2 separate regions of the Homo sapiens genome follow, and region 1 is linked to region 2. The links are chromatin loops, found by intact Hi-C in ENCODE. Cell type or tissue: PC-3. All regions are shown on one strand. Links, peaks and the distances in the headings refer to the core of each region. The heading gives the core; the rest is flanking DNA.

What was found. A loop is a pair of places that touch in the nucleus more often than their neighbours do. Peaks named below come from ENCODE experiments on the same cell type or tissue, not always from the same donor. Only the 100,000 strongest peaks of a DNase experiment are listed, where the experiment ranks them.
Region 1: a loop joins it to region 2, with 4 times the contacts of the local background. A loop is called at or near these places in 7 of 110 quality-filtered maps.

The regions. Positions count from the first base shown.
Region 1 is chr6:18,310,888-18,313,808 of GRCh38, forward strand. No RefSeq gene overlaps it. Among named protein-coding and RNA genes, the nearest start is that of DEK, 48 kb to the left of the region's middle. RefSeq lists a silencer at 2,578-2,751. In PC-3, for the core only: no CTCF peak of the experiment used is centred there; no DNase peak of the experiment used is centred there.
Region 2 is chr6:18,147,309-18,150,229 of GRCh38, forward strand. TPMT (thiopurine S-methyltransferase) reads right to left here. Exons shown (of 9, transcript NM_000367.5): 2 at 1,680-1,863; 3 at 515-607. The coding sequence starts at 1,819. Among named protein-coding and RNA genes, the nearest start is that of TPMT, 6.3 kb to the right of the region's middle. RefSeq lists an enhancer at 1-611. In PC-3, for the core only: no CTCF peak of the experiment used is centred there; a DNase peak (open chromatin) is centred at 1,133; H3K4me3 peaks cover 617 bases; H3K27ac peaks cover 2,185 bases.

The sequences.
Region 1 (2,921 bases), core at 142-2,641, 160 kb after region 2:
TAAAACAGCTAGAAGAGAGGATTTTGAATATTTCCAACACAAAAAAATGATAAATGTTTGAGGTGAATATACTAATTACCCTGAATTGATCATTATAAAATTATAAATTGATAATTTATAATCAATCAATTTATATAAATTCAATCAATCAATTGAATTTATAATCAAAAATCACTGTACACCCCACAAATCTGTACAATTATGTGTCAGTTAAAAAAATAAAAAGGAAAAATAGCAATAATTACATGGGCAAATAGAGCTTGATAGGGCTGTAAAAAAATCTGATCTTCAGAGGAATGTAAAACTAATATACACAAAGGCATCATTAACCAATAATAATGAGTGGAAATAGGAAACCTCTAATTTTGATGCCCAGGACTAACTTCTTCTGACAATAGGAAAGTTTTTGTAGTTTCTGCAGGACTTGGAGCCACAAGACCTGAGTCTAAGTCCTGGCTTAGCAGCTCTCTCAGCACTTTATCTTTCTCAGCTTCAATTTATATCTATTACTTGGGGGCTGCCATGATTCTACGAGATGGCATGTGTTGAAGTGTTTTATAAAACATGAAGCCGGCCGGGCACGGTGGCTCACACCTGTAATCCCAGCACTTTGGGAGGCCGAGGTGGATGGATCACAAGGTCAGGAGATCAAGACCATCCTGGCTAACACAGTGAAACCTCGTCTCTGCTAAAAATACAAAAAATTAGCCGGGTGTGGTGGCGGGTACCTGTAGTCCCAGCCATTCGGGAGGCTGAGGCAGGAGAATGGCGTGAACCCGAGAGGCGGAGCTTGCAGGGAGCCGAGATCGTGCCACTGCACTCCAGCCTGGGGGACAGAGTGAGACTCTGTCTCAAAAAAAAAAAAAAAAAAAAGAAAAGAAAGAAAACATGAAGCACCCTCACTCCGCAGTGTTTTTAAAAATTGCTTTAAAATCATGCAAGGAACAGCAACTAGGAAGTCAGAGGCCCAGAGTTTAGTACTGCTTTGCTACTCCCTAACCTCAGAGACCTCAGAAAAATCTTCTAACCATACCAGGCCTGTTTCTTTGTCATAAAAACCTCCAGGTTAAACCAGAATATCTCTAAATTTCCTTTCAACATGAGGCATTTTATAGTGTCATGAATTCAAATTGTTTGCAAAGAAAACACTATGACATCTAGTTCCAAGAACACAGAAGGTGGCATGAGTTTGAACTAGGAGGTCAGTAGAGGGATAAAAGAGATGGTCATAGTGGAGGAACTGGGGTTATCCTCCCAGAAGAGGCTGATGCGAGCTATAGAACAAGAGGTCTGTGTGGCAGGATGCCTAGTAAGAAGGTTGGGATGGGTTCATGGCTTTGGGGTAAAAGGTTGCAGGAATTTGGGAGCTGAATGAACAGGGATTATTAGGCGTTTGCGGAGGTGCAATGTTGTCCTGTGGGTAGCATATAATGCTGCAGGGATTTTGGTGGTCAGCAATGCAGGGGTGAAAGTGGCAGGAGGAGGGAGTGAATGACAATGACAGTGAAGACAAAGACTACCTTCTAACCTTTTCTCTCTCTTGAATCCACTGGGCAGTGAGAGTGATCAAGTTAAAGTGTAAATCCCATGACTTCTCTCCCCTGCTTAAAATCTTTTCATGGCTTTCCTTGTATTGAGATTATGCAAATTCCTTATCATTGGCTTTCAGGTCCCCAAGGGATTTGGCACTTGCCTATCTCTCCAACCACCTCCAACCCTCTGTTTCCATTCCACCTCTTCCTGAATTCCAGCAACACTGAGCAGCTTGAAGTCACCAAGGTATACCTGCAGTAGGGCTGTTTCTCTGTGGTTCTTTATAGGATTCACTGTGATTCTTGGGGAGTTTAGCTTAACTATTTCTTTAGACAAGCTTTCTCTGACCATGCTACATGTAGTACTCTCTTCCCATTGTCTAAGCCCTTTGTTTCTTAAACAGCCACAACCACAGTCTATAATTATTGTACTTTTTTTTTTTTTGAGGCGGAGTCTCGCTCTGTTGCCCAGGCTGGAATGTAGTGGCGGGACGTCAACTCACTGCAACCTCTGCCTCCTGGGTTCAAGCGATTCTCCTGCCTCAGCCTCCTGAGTAGCTGGGATTACAGACATGCACCACCATGCACGGCTAATTTTTGCATTTTTAGTAAAGATGGGGTTTCACCATATTGGTCAGGCTGGTCTTGAACTCCTGACCTCATGATCCACCTGTCTCGGCCTCCCAAAGTGCTGGGATTACAGGCGTGAACCACTGCACCCAGACGATATACTTGATCTTTTGTAGCTTTTGCTTCAGTTAACACATATGTATCATTGCTTTTCCCCCCTTTATCACACTCATCCCCCTTCCATACAGCTCAAATTTGAAACTAATGTGTGTTTTATTATTCACTGTATTTATTGAAGAGTTTTAAATCCTGTTCATCATTTTATTTTATTTTTTCTTTTTCTTTCCTTTTCCTTTTCCTTTTCTTTTCCTTTTTCTTTTCAGACAGAGTCTCACTCTGTCACCCAGGCTGGAGTGCAGTGGCGCAATCTCAACTCACTGCAATCTCTGCCTCCTGGGTTCAAGCAATTCTTCTGCCTCAGCCTCCCACGTAGCTAGGATTACAGGCATGTGCCACCATGCCTGGCTAATTTTTGTATTTTTAGTAGAGACAGGGTTTCACCATGTTGGCCAGGCTAGTCTCGAACTCCTGACCTCATGATCTGCCCGCCTTGGCCTCCCCAAGTGCTGGGATTACAGGCGTGAGCCACTGCGCAGGGCTTTACTTTTCTTTTTGAGATGGAGTTTCGCTCTTATTGCCCATGCTGGAGTGACTGCAGTGGTGTGATCTGGGCTCACTGAAACCTCTGCCTCCCGGGTTCAAGCAATTCTCCTGCCTCAGCCTCCCAAGTAGCTGGGATTACAAGGCCTGCCACCACGC
Region 2 (2,921 bases), core at 109-2,608:
CTCACAAGAAATACTTTCTTAATCACTGGTTTTATAACAATGATTCACGATAACAGAAACTCCTGTGTTCCCTGGTGGGAGGGGAAGGTTGAGCTGAACTGTGGACTATGAACATTGTCCTGCCAAAAAGCTGTAATTCATTTTGAATTTCTCTGTCCACCACCATTTCAAATATCTAAAAATTAACTTAGCTAAATTCCTAAACCACCTACAAAAACTGAACCACATACAAGGATCCAGGAAATGTAAAAGGGAAGGCTGTTTTTTCTCCCCCCATTGGCTCCAAACTGATTTTTTAATTTCAAAACTCAATCCAGAAAGACTTCATACCTGTTTCTGTTGTTTCTTACTGTTTGAGAATATTATTTCCAATTATATACCCATCACTAATAGAAAAATAAGGAATTTCTGTGTATTTCCTGAAAATGGAGTTTTAAAACTCACATCCTGTTAAATCACCCAAAGAATTCATCATTAAGGCAAGATAATTCTGTTAATGTTTATCTGCTCATACCATTTCATCTCAACCGCTTTTCCGCAAAGAGGAAAAAATACCCTCAGTCCACTCTTGCCTTTAAGGAAAGTATCTAAATGCTTCTTTAATAGCCTGAAGAGGAAAAAAAAAAAGGTTTTAGGACAATTGTATGGTAGGTGAACACTTTTCATTCATTATCTCACTTAATATTCCCAACAACCTTAATAAGCAGTTACTATTAATTATTATAATCTCCAGCTTACATATGAAGAAACAGGTAACTTGCTCAGACACACACCCAGTCAGTGGTAAATCTGACTTACACCCAGGGCTTTCCTGATTAGTAATTAAAAATAATTTTTTTTTCTTGGGGATGTTTTGAAAATTCTTTATTAATTCTCTAAATATGTACTATTTTGGGGGTGATGGAGCCTCTGGAGCCATGGATTTTTCAACATTAATTTCATGGTACGTTCTCTAAACGTGTACTCAAGCCTCGGAAGTAAACCTGAGAAGTGTAACTCCTGTAGTTTCTTGTAATTCCCTCTGTGGAGATGTGGCTCTTCTAAGGCCATCCACATGACAGAAATAACCCAGTGTTTCTGGTATGATGATGATGATGATGATGATGTCATCTCCTGGGGAGATGGGCGTGGCTGCCCAGAACAAGGAATGTCTCTAACAACCACTTTACTCAGCACTGGTCCCATGATTTATTGCTGCTATGAAGACTACTACTACATTGCACAACATCCTAACTCACTTTATAATTTCTCGCAACTTCTTTTCTCCCACCATAGAGATAATTCTTTAACATCTGAACACATCCTATTGGAAAGCAAAGTCAGACACCACTGATTTTCAGTATGAAGAATTGTAAGCATAAACATTGCTTGAGCACCTGTTGTAGGTATAAATATTCAGGGCCAATACATAGGTGCCGTAGGGATCAAAGAACATATTTTATAAATCTAAGATGTCATCATTTGTAAGCCACACCATTATTTACACACTGTGGGAAGAAAAGACTCTGCCAATTAAACTACATCATGCCACAGATGCACTGTGACTCGGGAGACACAAAAATGTGAAGAATTAAATGTGCATCCTAAAAGTTAGTCAAATAATGTGTACTTTTATTATTTCTATCTCAAAGTCACTTTTTGATAGAACATTTCTCTATTGTATACCAAATATTTCTTACTGATGTCCTTGTTCCTGATGAAAAGCAGTCTTGCCGTTCACCCACTTGTCTTGCCATTCTTCCAGAGTTAGTACTTGGTTTTTCTGTACCTCAGTATCCGAGTACTCTTCAATGTCAAGTGAAGTTCTTGTACCATCCATAGTTTCAGAGACACCTTTGTCTCACAAGCATATGTCTTCCGTGCCTACGTGGAAAATATTTGCAATGTTGTCATTTAAGGTCATTGGAATTCTATTGATGAACTAAATGAAAACCTATTATTCTTAGCAGTATGACTTTTTAAAAATATTTCTTTCTTTTTTTATTTCTGGTTTTATTTTTGAGATGGAGTCTCACTCTGTCTCCCAGCCTGGGGTACAGTAGTGTGATCTTGGCTCACTGCAACCTCTGCCTCCCAGGTTCAAGCAATTCTGCTGCCTCAGCCTCCCAAGTAGCTGGGACTGCAGGTGTGCACCATCATGCCCAGCTAATCTTTCTTTCCTTGTTTTTTTTTTTTTCAGAGACAAGGTCTTGCTCTGTCACCCAGGCTGGAGACCCTGGCTTACTGCAAGCTTCAACCTCCTGGGCTCAAGCGATCCTCCCATTTCAGCCTCCCAAGTAGCTGGGACTTCAGGTACACACCACCACACCTGGTTAATTTTTGTATATATATATTTTTTAATAGAGATGGTTCTCATTTTGTTGTCCAGACAACAAAGAACGCCTGGGCTCAAGGGATCCTTCTGTCTTGGCCTCGCAAAGCACTGGGATTACAAGTGTGAGTCACTGCACCTTGCCATTTCAACATCCAATAAGAAGTGATAACAAAAAATTACTTTCAGTGCGTCTGGTGGTAGAATAATACCCCTTAATACACATTACAAGAGATCATTAAATAAACTGAATTCTATCTTAATATTAGTGTTTCCTCTGCTCTCACACCCCAATCATCAACACACAAGATTTCTGTGACCAAATGTGGGGGTTCTTCCCCCAGCACACCAAATATTGGACACCAGTTGGGTATCTTCTGATTTAATTCTGACATTACCTACCTGGAGATAGTGTCAGATTCTATATGTTGGGGGCTCAGTCCCTAAGATTTCCCTCCTCACTTAGACACCAGTTGCAAGTCCAGGCCTCCACTGGCTTCAAGTTGGGGTTCCCACACCCTCCACTTTGGGTTTGCTTAATTTGCTAGAGCAACTCACAAACCTCAGAGAAATACTTAGTTATCTTTGCACATTTATTATAAAGGATACT